Regions from separate parts of the Homo sapiens genome. Here region 1 is linked to region 2. Evidence: chromatin contacts called from ENCODE Hi-C or POLR2A ChIA-PET data. All regions are on one chromosome and are shown on one strand. The core of a region is the stretch at or near the end of the contact, and the rest is flanking DNA. Distances in the headings are between cores, read along the strand shown. Region 1 overlaps MYO18A (myosin XVIIIA). Region 2 holds the start of TAOK1 (TAO kinase 1).

What was found. Hi-C counts contacts between places; a loop is a spot of excess contacts on that map. ChIA-PET counts read pairs that join two places held with the same protein, here RNA polymerase II (POLR2A). Pooled maps may share reads with other maps.
Region 1: a pooled map shows a loop between it and region 2 (2.7-fold over the local background). The contact joins the enhancer-like site here to the promoter of TAOK1 in region 2. A Hi-C loop is called at or near these places in 1 of 37 single-sample maps with no recorded cell type and 3 of 50 pooled maps. POLR2A ChIA-PET finds 5 or more read pairs at or near these places in 3 of 52 experiments (A549, AG04450 and activated B cell).

The regions. Positions count from the first base shown.
Region 1 is chr17:29,120,414-29,127,528 of GRCh38, forward strand. MYO18A (myosin XVIIIA) reads right to left here. Exons shown (of 42, transcript NM_078471.4): 3 at 1,753-1,840; 4 at 1,438-1,544; 5 at 1,134-1,310; 6 at 585-798; 7 at 203-345. Among named protein-coding and RNA genes, the nearest start is that of MYO18A, 56 kb to the right of the region's middle. RefSeq lists an enhancer at 7,064-7,115. Within about 2 kb of position 4,663, at least 14 of the 41 ENCODE cell types and tissues checked have a DNase peak (open chromatin) inside an H3K27ac peak, as active enhancers do.
Region 2 is chr17:29,387,700-29,394,918 of GRCh38, forward strand. It overlaps TAOK1 (TAO kinase 1), which reads left to right and starts at 2,664. Exons shown (of 20, transcript NM_020791.4): 1 at 2,664-3,325. It overlaps MIR4523 (microRNA 4523), which reads left to right and starts at 2,963; the gene lies at 2,963-3,031. It also overlaps the pseudogene RNU4-34P. RefSeq lists enhancers at 2,220-2,459, 2,580-2,669, 3,830-4,069 and a silencer at 2,710-3,179.

The DNA of each region.
Region 1 (7,115 bases), core at 3,413-5,912, 270 kb before region 2:
GACTGGCCCCATCCAGGGCAGGAGGCCCTGAGGGCAGAATGGTGATGCCTCTGGATAGTGCAGGCCAACCCTGCCCATGCCTGGGTCAATTTTGTTAGGGTAGAATCCCAGGAAAATGAGGCATGGGAGAGAGCCTGATGTCTAGGTCATGAAATCATGTGGCCTGTGTCCTACTACCCCGAGTCCTGGGCAGCACTCTCACCTGAATGGAGGCTGAGGCCACCTGGCCAGCTTGGTCAAAGTCCAGGGAGAGGATCTGGGAGAAGCGGGTGGCATTGCCATTAATGATGGTGGGGCTGTTCCCAAAGGCTTCCAGGAGGGTGTACAGAGCCTGCCACTTCTCCACTGCAGAATACAGGCCCAAGGGGATATCAGGAAAGCCAGGGGCAGCTTATCCCCCAGCTAGGAGCTACCCCAGAGGTATGAAGGCTTGGGGCCATTCAGACCAGAACTGCCCGTGGACAGAGGGGTTTCGGGGGGATGGAAAGGCCAGGGAGAAAAAGAGCTGGCACTTAAGAGGGTGCTCTCTCCTCACTCCCCTCCCCTCACCCCACTTTCAGTTTTCTCCCTTGTCCCTGCCTCACCAGAAAACACCTTGTTCCCGCTGATGCCCGCGATGGTGGCCAGGTACTGCACCAGATGCTGGCAGCTGGTGGTCTTGCCACTGCCACTACTGCCCAGGAGGATGATTGACTGATCCTGACGGCTCATCAGCATCGCCCTGTATGCGGTCTGGGCCACTGCATAGATGTGGGGTGCCATGTCCTCCCGCCGACAACCCTTGAACATGTGCATCACCTTGGGCAGGAGAGCAAGGGAGAGAAGGGGTTGGCTCTTAGCTGATCCCATTAAGACACCCCTCACCCCCAAGGTCCACATCTTTCTGGATTTTCCCTCCTGTAGTGCCCAGGGATTCCAAGGCCAAGGCCATGCATGGAAATGAAGACACTAAGTCCTGGACTCCATCAAAGGTTGTGGGGAGGTCCTGTCCCCCATCTCTTGAAATGACTCCTCTTCCCAAGGTCAACTGTGAGAGTGGACAGGAGCCCAGTGGGGTGCCACAGGGGAAGGGCAGAGAGCCAGGGCAGGGGGTGGGACCAGGAGTCTGCAGGGTAGCCTTGAGGGTGCTGCACCTTCTCAGAGTACACAGCAGGGGCCCCACGGGGGCCAAGAACCAGCAGGCTGGGGCCAGCATACGTGTGCAGCAGGCTAGCGCCATAGCGCTGGCGCAAGGTGTGCAGGACGCTGGACTCATTGAGGTACACCAGTGAGGCCAGATCCTCCAGACGGTCGCAGGAGGGAGCATTAGCCTGTGTGGGAGGACAGGCGGGTGGGTATTAGAGCAGCAGAGCCCATCTCCGCTGCCAGAGGATGGGCCTGCCCTGCCCAGTGCACTCCTGAGCCTCCTCCCCCACACCCAGCCCCCTGCCCACCTACCTTCTCAACGTCATCCTCATCCACATCCAGGATGGCCCCATCGTGGTCCAGCTTCACACGCACCTTCCCCTCAGGCAAGTTGAGCTCCTCAGATTTGAGTTGACTGGCTGCAGGGGAGGGACAGACAGCTGGGATGGGCCTGGGAAGCCTCTGCTACTCCACTTGGGAACTTCTCGGTCCTATCCTCCCCCCCACTGCATCACCAGCCTCTCCTTGCTCACTGCTCAGCCCTCACCAGATGCAGAAGGCACATTCGCTGCCCAGCCCTGAGACCAGTGAGTCCTGACATGTGCCCCCAGACCCTCTGAGACTCACCCAGTGAGAAGCCGTCCCTATGGACCAGCCACACCTTCTCCGTCTCATTCCAGGCCTCTTCTGCTGCAATCTGTTCTTCTGTTTTCGCCTGTCAGAGAGAGAGAAGAATAAACAGGCCCTGCTATGGAAGACAGGGACAAGGACAGCCGTAGAGGGGAGACAAGTGAGGGCATGGGCTTTGAGACAAGCCACTGGGCAAGGAATGAGTTAGGTGACAGACACAGAACACAGGGACATCAGAGGTGTCTGGGAAAGAGGGTGGGGAAGCTAGGAGGCAAGGGTGGCTCTAAGGAGCCCTGAGGACAGGACACAAAGGCTAGAGACCGTACCATCAGTGAGGGTCTGGCAAGACAGGGACACAGGGATCTTGTGCCCAGGAAAGAGGAGACCCCAGGAAAGCAAATCACCAGGTTCTCCCTCAGCCACCCTCTGCTCCTCCACCCTGTCAAGCCCAGGAGATCAGTGTCCTGAGTCCAAGGCCCTAGACCCTAGCCACAGCTACTAGGATCTTCCGTGCCCAGCTTCTCCCTTCATCCAAATGATAGGGCCTCCTTTGCCAAGCTGGGAGAGGGCATGTCCTCAGATCTCAGCGGGGAGTCGCCTGGACTTCGCAGTACAGAATGATAGGTGGGCTCAGAGCCCTGGCCTCAGCCCTGGCCCTCCCCTCCAGAGGGTGCTCTACCCGGACCGGGGGACAGTGCCCAGGTGCACACATCAGCCTCCCTGCTCCTTCTCCATGCCGCCATCAGCAAAGACCCCTGTCACACAGACCTAGTGGACACGCTAATGCCATACAAAGGCACGAGGCAGTGCGGCCAGAGATATGGGGGTAGGGGCAGCCCTGCCCTGTCAAACACAGGGAGAGGCTTACACGTTATACAGATGGGCACAGGAGTGGTGTAAAGGGGCTAGAAGCCCCCAGAGGCCTCAGGAGGTCACCAACTCAGACATAAGCATTCATAGGTACTGACGGTGTGGGGCTGTCAAACCTGGCACCCTCTAAGAAGGACACTTGAACTGGGAAGAAACGGTGTCTGGGGGAGCTGGGGAAACAGACGAGGGACCCAGGGCCCATCGGGCTCCTCTTGTTGTGTGTGGGCGAAATGGCAGCAAGGTCATCCCGTGCCCCGGGTGGGGGATGGGCACCCCAGTGGCATGGACCCACCCTCAGGTTAGCCCGAGCCCCTACACTCTCGGAGGGCCCCAGCTGTGAGGCACAGTCAGCCTGAAACCTGAGGCCCAGGCATGGACACTGGCTGGGTCCTGACCCCCTGGGTGAGAAATCAGGAAAAGATAAGAAAACATAAGAAGTATGTTCTTTGTCACATTTCTTGGAGTTGAAAGTAAAGGAGACGTGGGCTCTCCTCTCAGGTTGGCTTCTGGCTTTAGACAGATCCCTCCAGTGCTGGACGGCCCTTCCCCAGATTGGAGTAGGAGGGCTGGGCTGCACCAGTGGCTCCCAGATCTCCGGGTTTCATGGACCCATGAAATAACTCTGAATAGGAGGATCACCACGTGGCTGGCCACATTTTGGTGTGTTAAGTGAGGACATTAAAAAGGCTAGTTCTTTATATTTGAAGAACTATAACTATAAAAATCATGGCCAGGTGCAGTGGCTCACACCTGTAATCACAGCACTTTGGGAGGCTGAGGTGGGTGGATCACGAGGTCAGGAGATCGAGACCATCCTGGCTAACACAGTGAAACCCTGTCTCCACTAAAAATACAAAAAATTAGCTGGGCATGGTGGCGGGCACCTGTAGTCCCAGCTACTTGGGAGGCTGAGGCAGGAGAATGGCGTGAACCCAGGAGGTGGAGCTTGCAGTGAGCCGAGATTGCGCCACTGCAGTTCAGCCTGGGCGACAGAGCGAGACTCCATCTCAAAAAAAAAAAAAATCATTACAATGTTGTATATATATATTTTTTCTCAAATCACATAAGACAGGGGAGACCTTTATGTTGAATAGACACCTTCTATGGGCCAGGTATTTGGGGACTGATGAATAAGGTGACATCATAGCCTGTAACTAACTCCCTTAAAGCTCATCTGAAAATGGGTTTCTCACATTGGCCAGGAGGTGGAGACAGAGAATGTCTCACGTTCAGGCATGGGCTGGGAAGAGGGCAGAGATTCTGCCTTTCCAGCTTTCTCTCTCCAGAGTGAGCAGAGTTGAAACACCTAGAACTCAACCAGGCCCCCCTTGGGCTCCAGTGGCTGAGAACCACATGCCACATGGGCCCAACTTGAAGGGCGACACTCGGTCTAGATGCTCCCCAGGGGCCTGACACAGAGCTGCACCATCTCAAGCTCCCGGCACTACCTCCCGCTGGGGTCCTCCCAGACACAGGGTGGGAGCCTGGAGGGGAAAGAGGCCTTACACTCCAGCAGGAGGCCCGAGCACAGACGCCAGCCCAGGTGCAGGCCAGTGGGGCTAGGTGGTCACTGGAGGGAGCGGAGGGCTCCTGAGTGGGGGGAGAGCACCCTACCTGGCTGTGGGCATGAGAGGCGGCCTCAGAGTCCAGCTACCGACAGCAAGCAAAGGAGAGAGAGAGAAGAAGGGTGAAGATAAGCAGACCACTGGCACGCCCCCTTCAGCAAGTGCTCCTGAGTCAAGTGGGCCGGCACTCTCTAGTTGTCCAAGGCTCGGGGTGAAGGTGGGGGAGCTTGGTGCCAGGACCTGGGACCTGGCCTGAGCAGGTGAACTGCACCCAGTCAAGGAGAGGCCAGGAAGGTGAAGAGACACTAGTGACCATCAGGCCTCTCAGAGGAGATGCTCCTCTAAGTCATTCCCGGTGGCCCGGGCAGGAGTCTGCCACTCTGCCTCTGGCCGCAGTCTCTCCTGGGCTGGCCATCCGGTCTATTCTGAATCAGGCTCCCTCTTCTGTGTGTCTACCAGGTCAGGCCACCTCACCACACCCAAGGCCTGGGCCCCCTGCCAGCCTCTTGCCTTATCTCCAGAGCATTTCTCAGCCTAGCTCCCCTGTGGCCACCAGCACAGAGCTGTTCCTTGCCTTCTAACACAGCCCAAGGGTGCCACTCCCTAGGCCAAGGGCTGTGTTCAGAGCTGTCGCCCTGCACCTCTCATAGAACACAGCTCCCAGCAGCTTGCAGTCTAGAATCTCTTCCTCAACCCCGACGTACCCTATAGCACTCCCACCTCTGCCAGCCAGGCACACCGACCCCATCTAGATCCAACCTGGGGACCACTTGACAGCTGCCCAAGAGCAAAGGCACTGTGGGCAAACCCTGTGGCCAGCCGTGACCTCTCTGGTTACTTAAAGCCCTGAAAAGCCTTTCTGGGGAGGAAGGCAAGTCAACCAGGACTTGGATGTTACCTGTTAGAAATCGGCAAGGAGTTATCAGGCCCCACCTGGGTCTAGAGAGCCAGGTCACCAAAAATAGCGACAGCAACCTTCCTTACCACCCGCCAGGCCCTGACACCAACACATGTCCTCGAGGCAGGACAATGTGGCCAGAGAAAGGGACTGGGCCCTGAGCGAGGAGGGGTGCCCTCCCACATGCACAGGACTTTGGGCTCTCTGGAGGAACCACTCTCCCCAGAGCACTTCTCTCATTTCTTTAAGAGAGAGCCCAACATGAGGGCCCACAGGCCGCCATGGAGCCATCTTCATGGTCAGCGCGCCTACAGACACACACAGGGTCCTGCCGCCAGCCTCAGGAAGAGGGCGGCCAGGGACTGGGACCCACACACAAGAGTGGCATTACAGAAGCTGTGAAGATCCTCTCCAGCCGCTGGTGGGCCTCTTCCACGGGGGTCAGCTGGACCTTGGCAGCTCCTGCCTAAAGGTTAAACCACTATTAGTCCCAGCCCAGAAATGGAGAGGCCACAGCATGCGGAGCTCCCAGCCCAGGAAGCCACTGGGACCCACTAGGGAAGGGGAGCAGCGCCAGGGAGCAAGCCGCGCGGCAATCTGAGTTTTTAAACCATCAGATTAGAAAAAAAAGAACAAGTGCCTGGGAGTTCTGGGGTTATTTCTTCCCACCTGCCTATCTTGAGCACCAAATGGCCCTATTATCCCACTTGCCCTCTGGACCCTTCCCCAGGCCCAGGTGACAGGTGGCTAAACTCCAGGTCAGGGCATGTCTCAGCTCCCATCTCCTCCCTTGTGAGAGGAGGAGGGACGGGGAGGAGGGACGGGGAGGAGGGAGGGGAGGGCAGCCGCCCGGGAACAGGACCACGACACTCCCCACCTGCTTATGGGTTCTCCAGAGCGACCAACAGTTCTGCCCATACCCTGCCCAAAATGCCCATGCCAGCTCCTCCCTGTGAGCAGGAACAGGCACTTCCCTGATTCACAGAGTGGGCCAGGTGGGTGGGGGAAGCGGCGGCTGGCTTTTCTCTAAGTGCTGCAATGCCCAGGAAGAATGGGGAGCAACAAGGCTCCCCAGGTCCCAGGAGGTAACAGTCAGGGAGGGCCTCAAGGCCTCTCAGGCTATTCCCCCATACCCTCCAGACCCCTCTCCTTCCAGCCAGAAGGAGCCTGCATGAGCACAGGGAAGTAGTGGCAAAACTTGATGCTCCTCTCCCACACCCTGGGAGGCCTCAGCAGGGTCCAAAAAAGGGAAGCTTGAAGAGAACTGTCCCCAACTCAGAGGCCAGCCAAGAAGGCAACACTTTCCAAGGGAAAGAGGCTGGACTGACCCTCCCTCCTGCTTCTCAGCCTCCTGCCCCACCCAGAGAACACTTTCTGGGAAGATAGGGTTGCCCCTATATCCCAAGGGGCCCACTGTACCCATCTGCCATCCAAGCACAGGGCTCCTCAAGAGTCCTGCTGCCAGATGGTCATGCTGGCCAGGCCTAAAGAAGGCAGTGATGGCAGTGAGGGCATCAATAACAACTGTTATTAGCACCACTATCAACGCTACCATTTATGGAGCACCCACCATGCCAGGGACCGGCTTGGAGCATTATCTGTATCATTTCTAATCTTCTGGTTACTTAAAACCCTTATTAACCCTTATTTGCAATTCCAAAATCCCAAAAGCCCCCCCAAACAAAATATTTTTCTTAACTATTTTGGCGGCAAAACCTGGCAGTTTATCCTCTATGCCCCTGTAGTGTGAATATTCATAGATTTTGCTTTGGAAATATTAATGTTTGTTACACGTTGTTGCTCATTATGTATACTGTATGGCACTAAAATACAAAGATTACTAATTTCCAAAATACTGCCACACCCAGGGTATCAGAGAAGAAATTTTGGACCTGTATTATCCCCACTCAACAGAGGAAGTCTGAGATGGGACTTTGCTGAGGTCCCAGGGGATGAGTGGCTGGGAATGCAAGCCCAGATCCCTGACTTGAGAAAACAGTCTTTCCTCCTGGAACTGATCTGCTGAG
Region 2 (7,219 bases), core at 1,414-3,913:
GCTTGTAATCCCATCACTTTGGGAGGCCAAGGCGGGTGAATCACGAGATCAGGGGTTCGAGACCAGCCTGGCCAATATGGTGAACCCCCCCCCGTCTCTACTAAAAATACAAAAATTAGCCGGGCGCAGTGACACGCGCCTGTAGTCCCAGCTATTCAGGAGGCTGAGGTAGAAGAATTGCTTGAACCCGGGAGGCAGAGATTGCAGTGAGCTGAGATCGCGCCATGGCACTCCAGCCTGGGCGACAGAGTGAGACTCTGTCTCAAAAAAAAGAAAAAAAGAAAAAAAAGAACACAGTGGTTCTGGATGAAAGCTGAGTTTGACAACTGGCTTCACCACAAACTGGCTATAAGAACTTTGACAAGTTAATCAAAATTCTTCTCTGTGCCTCAGTGCCACTCTTTCTTTCTTTCTCTCTCTCTCTCTTTCTTTCTTTTTGACAGAGTCTCGTTCTGTTGGCCAGGCTGGAGTGCAGTGGCACAATCTCCTCTCACTGCAACCTCTGTCTCCTGGGCTCAAGCAATTCTCTTGCCTCAGCCTCCTGAGTAGCTGGGATTACAGGCGTGTACCACCATGCCCGGCTAATTTTTTTCACGATGTTGGCCAGGCTGGTCTCGAACTCCTGACCTCAGGTAATCTGCCCACCTCAGCCTCCCAAAGTGCTGGGATTACAGGCATGAGCCACCGTGCCAGGCCCAGTTCCACCATTTCTAAAAGGGAATAATAATTATACCCACCCAATATGGTTATTGTGAGGAGTAAATAAGTAGAGTGTTTAGAACTCTCTCTGGCATATAATCAGCACTCAATACGTGTTAACTATTTCACTATTTTTGTTATCATCATCATCAAATTTCAGAAACTTTGTGCAGTGGCAGTATTGTAGCCAATGAGATTTATCCGAGGTGTGATTATTGCTCATTGAAAAATCATAGGCTGGGCACGGTGGCTCACATCTGTAATCTTAGTACTTTGGGAGGCCGAAGCAGGTGGATCCTTTGAGGCCAGGAGTTCAAGACCAGCCTGGGCAACATGGCGAAACCCATCTCTACAAAAAATACAAAACTTAGCCAGCACGGTGGCATATGCCTGTAGTTCCGGTTACTTGGGAGACTGAGGTAGCAGAATCATTTGATCCTGGGAGGCAGAGGTTGCAGTGAGCCAGGATCACACCACTGGATTCCATTTTGGGAGTTCAATATATATATTACATTTTTGGGAGAAAATAAGAAAGTTTCTTTCCCAAAAAGCCAGAGAAAATCTTATTGTACCCATTGGCTCTAATTGGATCATGTGCCCATCCCTGAGCCAGACTAGAGGAAGGTCATACATACACTGTATACACGGATTGCTTAGGTCTGATCAACATGCTCCTTCCTTGGAGCACAGATCTACTATGGCCAGCCTGGTCTCGAACTCCTGACCTCAGGTGATCCGCCCGTCTCAGCCTCCCAAAGTGCTATAATTACAGGCGTGAGCCACCGGGCCCGGCCCAGAGTTAATTTTTATTCATGAAACTCATATAACAGGTTTATTTATTTCAGTCGTTTTGTTGGTTAAAGAACCAAGATTTTTTATGACTACACTTTGTGTACACTTTTAGGTTCTCTCTTTTTTTTTTTTTTTTTTGAGACGAGTCTCATTCTGTCGCCCAGGCTGGAGTGCAGTGGCGCAATCTCGGCTCACTGCAACCTCCGCCTCCCGGGTTCACGCCATTCTCCTGCCTCAGCCTCCCGAGTAGCTAGCTGGGACTACAGGCGCCCACCACCACGCCCGGCTAATTTTTTTCTATCTTTTAATAGAGACGGGGTTTCACCGTGTTAGCCAGGATGCTCTCGATCTCCTGACCTCGTGATCCGCCCGCCTCGGCCTCCCAAAGTGCTGGGATTACAGGCGTGAGCCACCGCGCCCGGCCTTACACTTTTAGGTTCTTGAATAAGTACTGAGGGAGTTTTCCCTAAAAAAAAAAAAAAAAGTTTTGAGATAAAAGAATAAAAACTCTACTTCTTCTTTGCATAGGAGTCTTTAGTTTGTTTGCTGCTCTTGTTCCAAAACTTCTCATTACTCAACCTACTAAACCCACAGACACTTTTCAAGAAGTTATCTCTTTTCTACATCACCAATATATAGGGTGGCTTAGATCTGTATTTCCAAGTCTTACTGTCGTTCCAAGAATTAGTATCAACTATTAGAATCTCAAAAACTCAACTGCATACTGATTGCGCTGCCCAGTGTACCTCTGAATCCCACGGGGGAGGGGGTGTAGAACCGAGTTGTGCAGGAATGGGATATTCCACACTTCAGGGCAAACTTATTCGCAGGATCAGTGGCGGGCTTTGGAGGTGGGAAGCAGGAAGGAAGGGGAATGCAGATAAACTCTTCTTCTTCAGATCTCCGGGGTGAAATGAATGCACCTGACGCCCGCGTGGCATTAGAAGCTCCGCGAACTCAGTGAGGCCATGCTGGACAGAGGCTGGAACTCCGGGCCACCGGGACAACTCTGCCCGTAGCAAGCCTTGCGCGCTCCTGTGAGGGCGCGCGCGCGCGCATGTAGTCGTGTCTCGCGCAGGGTCCGGCCTGTCAGGCGGAAAATCTCGCGAGATCGGAGACGGGGGATGACGGTCTGGAGGAGGGGAGTGGTGTCGGGTAAAGGGGGGGAAGCTGGGCAGCGGCCGGGCTCTGTGGCTTCAGGGCTCGGGGAGAGAGAGGGAGGGTGGCAAAGAGACTGAGTCGGTGCCGCCGCCTGCCTGAGGAGAGAGGAGGGGTCCCGCTCGCCCTGCGCCCTTCGCGGGCCGAAAGCACTAGGCACTCGCGAACATCTGAGGCCTCCCGGCCCCGGGGGACCCCGCCCCGCCGTCCGCCGGCCGGCCCGCGGCCTCTCTTCCCTTTGTGAGCGCCTCCTTACCAGGGGTGGTGTTGGTGGCGGAGGGCTGCGCGTGGGCCCGCCCGCCGAGGGGCCGCGGCGGGGGACCGAGAGGGCCTCGGCTGTGTGAGGACTAGAGGCGGCCGAGGCCCGGGCCGGTTCCCCCGAGGCGGCGACGGAGACGGCTCCCGGCACTTCCCCGCGCCATCTTAACTGAGCCCAAGCGCTGAGGGCGCCTCCTCGACCCCGGTCGTCCCCTCGCCCCCCCCCCCACCCCCCGCCGCCGCCGCCCCTTGTTGCAGAGCTTGGGCTGGGCGGCTTGCTGGGGCTCGGGGGTGGGGGGCGGCGATCTGTCGCCGGGCCCCCTCCTCCTCCTCACTCCTCACCCTCCAGGGTAGCGGCTACCGGAGCGCTGCAGGGGGCTGCGCCTGCCTGCTCCGCCCCAGACCTGTCGGCGAAAGGGTAAGGGCACCTCTGCTTTGGGAAAGGGGGATATAGAGGGGGGCGGGGAAATTCGGCCCACTCGGGCCTGTGTGTGGAAGAAGGGATGTGGGAGTGGGGTGGGGGAGGGAGAAAAGGAGGGTCTGTGATTCTGTGGGTGGGGTGAAGAAGCTGGTGAGCTGGGCGCCCTCCGGTTTTAAGGGGCGAGAGCAATTCCATTCCTTTTTCCTGAGGGTCACCGGAAGGGGTGGTGGAAGGGGGATGTTTCGAGGAAGGTGTGGCCCTCACAGGGAGACTGGGTTGATGTGCACCCCGGTTTAAAGGCGCGAGGTCCCCTTCCCCTCTGGTGCCTTTGCTCCTCTTCTCCTTTGTAGTGTCTGTGTATTCTTGGGAAGGGAGACTGCTCTGGGTGGCTTGCTGGGTGGATTCCACCCCCTAGCACAGGAAATCTATACCCCTCTTCTGTAGGGGCGATGGAAGCGTTTCTCTCCCCGTACCCTTCCCCCTTCCCCATCCTCTAGTCTACTGCAATGCTGCAGAAGTCCAAGGCAGTTTCTTCATACACAGACCCATGTATACACAGAAGGGAGGGGGAGCAGGAGAGGGAAGTAATGGCGCTTCCCTTGAAAAGGTTACTCTTTTTCCTTTGGTTTTAAATCGACGACAGTATCGTTTTAATACTCTTCCCCTGAGATCTGTCCATGGGAAGTGTATCTGTTCTGGTGTTATTGTTGGGGGATATGGCCTCTCGAGAGGGACACCTCTCCTGTTAGAACAGTTTTGATGTCTCTCTTTTTGAGAGATGTCTGGATTGACATTTTTTGTGAGCAGGTTGGATTTTAGTTAGAATTCAAATAAAATAATTTTGTACCTCCTCATCCTCATTTCCCTTTTCTTTTTCTATGACTTTTGTAGTTCATGAAGAATTATTGGCCTGGCGCGGTGGCTCACGCCTGTAATCCCAGCACTTTGGGAGGCCAAGGCGGGCGGATCACGAAGTCAGGAGATCGAGACCATCCTGGCTAACACGGTGAAACCCCGTCTCTGCTAAAAATACAAAAAATTAGCTGGGCATGGTGGCACGCGCCTGTAGTCCCAGCTACTCGGGAGGCTGAGGGAGGAGAATCGCTTGAACCCGGGAGGCGGAGGTTGCAGTGAGGCGAGATGGTGCCACTGCACTCCAACCTGGGCGACAGAGCGAGACTCCGTTTCAAAAAAAAAAATTATTAACAATTATTACATACAGACAGCCTGTCTGATTCAGGGCATTTCTCCCTAAGCTGTGAATTTTTAGGGTTGATACTGTTGTGTATAATATTGAAATTGGATTTTTTTTAAAATGGTAAGGTTACAAACCTTTCTGCAGCTGTTTCTTTGTTCTTATTAATCTGCCTAATTATTCTATGATCTATTTTCTGTAGTCAGTCATTTTTCACTTCTTTTGCTACCTGTCATGTTTGTCTGAAAGCAGATCATCTTATCTGGTTTACAGTAGTACTTGTTGGTTTTGTTCTTAGTTGAGTAGAAATAAAAATTTAAACATTCTGGAAATGTGCTGCCAAGTGCTTTTTGTGACCAAAGAGTAGTTTTCAAGTCTCCATGTACTGATGATACATTTTTTTCAAGTGTTTAGTAAATACTGGTGATGTGATTTCAAAATATTCCACATATGACTATTAATAGAATTAATTTTTTCCCAAAGTGAAGAAGAAGACTAAAATGTGTACAGATAATGAGTTGTCTTTGGTGTATTTAGTGTTTTCAGCTCTACTTAGTGACTTATTTTTAAATACTTCAAATGCCATCTACATTTTATGTTGTCATTAAATGTTGTCCAATAGAGCTTTTTTGGTGTGTTTGTTGCATTTTGAAACCTGTTTTAAGATAGGGATTTAAAGGTGTTAGTAGTAGCGCTAGGCACTAACTTAGTTTCTGTCATTTTATATCATGATTTTGATGTAGGAGACATGGTATGTTAAATAAGTTTTATTTTTTTTTCTCAGAAGATGGAATTCTCTTTTCTTTATTCCCTTTTAATGGTCATCTCAATTCATTGAAATAACACTATTCATTTGAGTATTTATTTCATGGGACAAAGCTGCATGTTGTTGATATGTAGAGTTTTCTCCATTATGGCAAATTATGCCAGGAAGTCTGATTCTCCGTATTATGGCTTGTTGTTGATAATTATTTCATATATACTAGCATGTGTTGATCGAAGCATACTGCTCAGTAAGGAGTGACTGCTTTTACCTTGGGAAGTTGTAGGCAGAGAGGATTTATCAATAGAGGCTACAAAACTTAAAGGATTTACATAGGGTGTAGGTTAACTATTTACTTGCTATATTTCAGCATGCTATAACTAAGGACAACTGAAAAAAAAACAACTCTCTTTTTTCATAGCTGGTAGGAATGTTGCCTAAAAGTGGAAAAGTATGTTCATGATCAATTAGATAAATACATTATTAAGGAAAAATTGCCTGAGGGTTATTTCAGATGACCTCTGATGCCACTGTCAGAAAGAAAATGCTGAGAGCTGTTAGTCTGAGTTGATTCTAGATTAGTATGGCACTTCTTATGTTTCTAAATAGTTCATCTACAAAATGGCAGTGTACATCACTTCCTGTTCTTTCACAACTGGCTCTTTCACTGGATTCTCTTTTAATGACTTAATTTTTGGCATTCTGATATCTGATTTGTTAATTTGGTTATAATTCTCATGTTTTATAGGTGGAAGAATTTCTGAGAATCAGCTGGATTTAAAGGCTTTTAATAGTTTAAGATTATCTTGACAGTAACAAAACATTGCTTCCAAACTAAAGGATAGTATTGCAAACAAATTTAAACTCTGAGAGGTTTTAAAGAAGTACAGCAATGTACAGAATCAGAAGTATGAGGGCACTGAATAGAAAATAATTATCGTATTTTTTATAATGTCGATTTTGGGAGAAGTGAGGATATGGCAAGTAATTGAATGGGTGTTGATATAAAATAAACTTTCTGTATAACAAGGTGTATACATGATATTTGGGCCCATGTTACGATGCCATTTTAACAGTAAGAAAGCAACTCTTTAGTTACAGGATACTAGAAAGACTGGATGCTCATAACTAACCATGAGTATGATTTATTTTAATAATTTGCCAGTTTTTTTTTTTTTTTTTTTTTTTTTTTTTTTTTGAGACGGAGTCTTGCTCTGTCGCCCAGGCTGGAGTGCAGTGGCACGATCTCGGCTCACTGCAAGTTCCACCTCCTGGGTTTACGCCAGTCTCCTGCCTCAGCCTCCTGAGTAGCTGGGACTACAGGCGCCTGCCACCAAGCCCAGCTAATTTTTTGTATTTTTAGTAGAGACGGGGTTTCACTGTGTTAGCCAGGATGGTCTCGATCTCCTGACCTTGTGATCTGCCCGCCTCAGCCTCCCAGAGTGCTGGGATTACAGGCTTGAGCCACCGTGCCCGGCAAATTTGCCAGTTCTTAATAGACATGAATATTTAGTAAATCCAGAAGATATCTAGGGGTCAGTTGTTGGCATTGAAATTAGAGTTGAGATCAATCTGTCTTTCGTGTCTTTCACCTGGAAATAAAGTCTGTGTTTTGCATTTGGCTTATTTGTATATTAAAATCACTTAATTTTTCATTTGTATCTCTGTTTTGTTTTCACTAGTCTCTGTTACTTATAACAATTAATTGCACTCATACTAATTTAATCTTTTAGAAATGAGGAGCATTTTTGGTACATATTAGTTGAGGGTTGCTGTTTGGATGAGGATCATATGTGAACGAATCCCTTCAAAAAAGTGTTATTTCTGGGCTGGGCAAAGTGGCTCAGGCCTGTAATGCCAGCGCTTTGGGAGGCTGAGGTGGGAGGATTGCTTGAGGCCAGGAGTTCAAGAGCAGCCTGGGCAACATAGCATG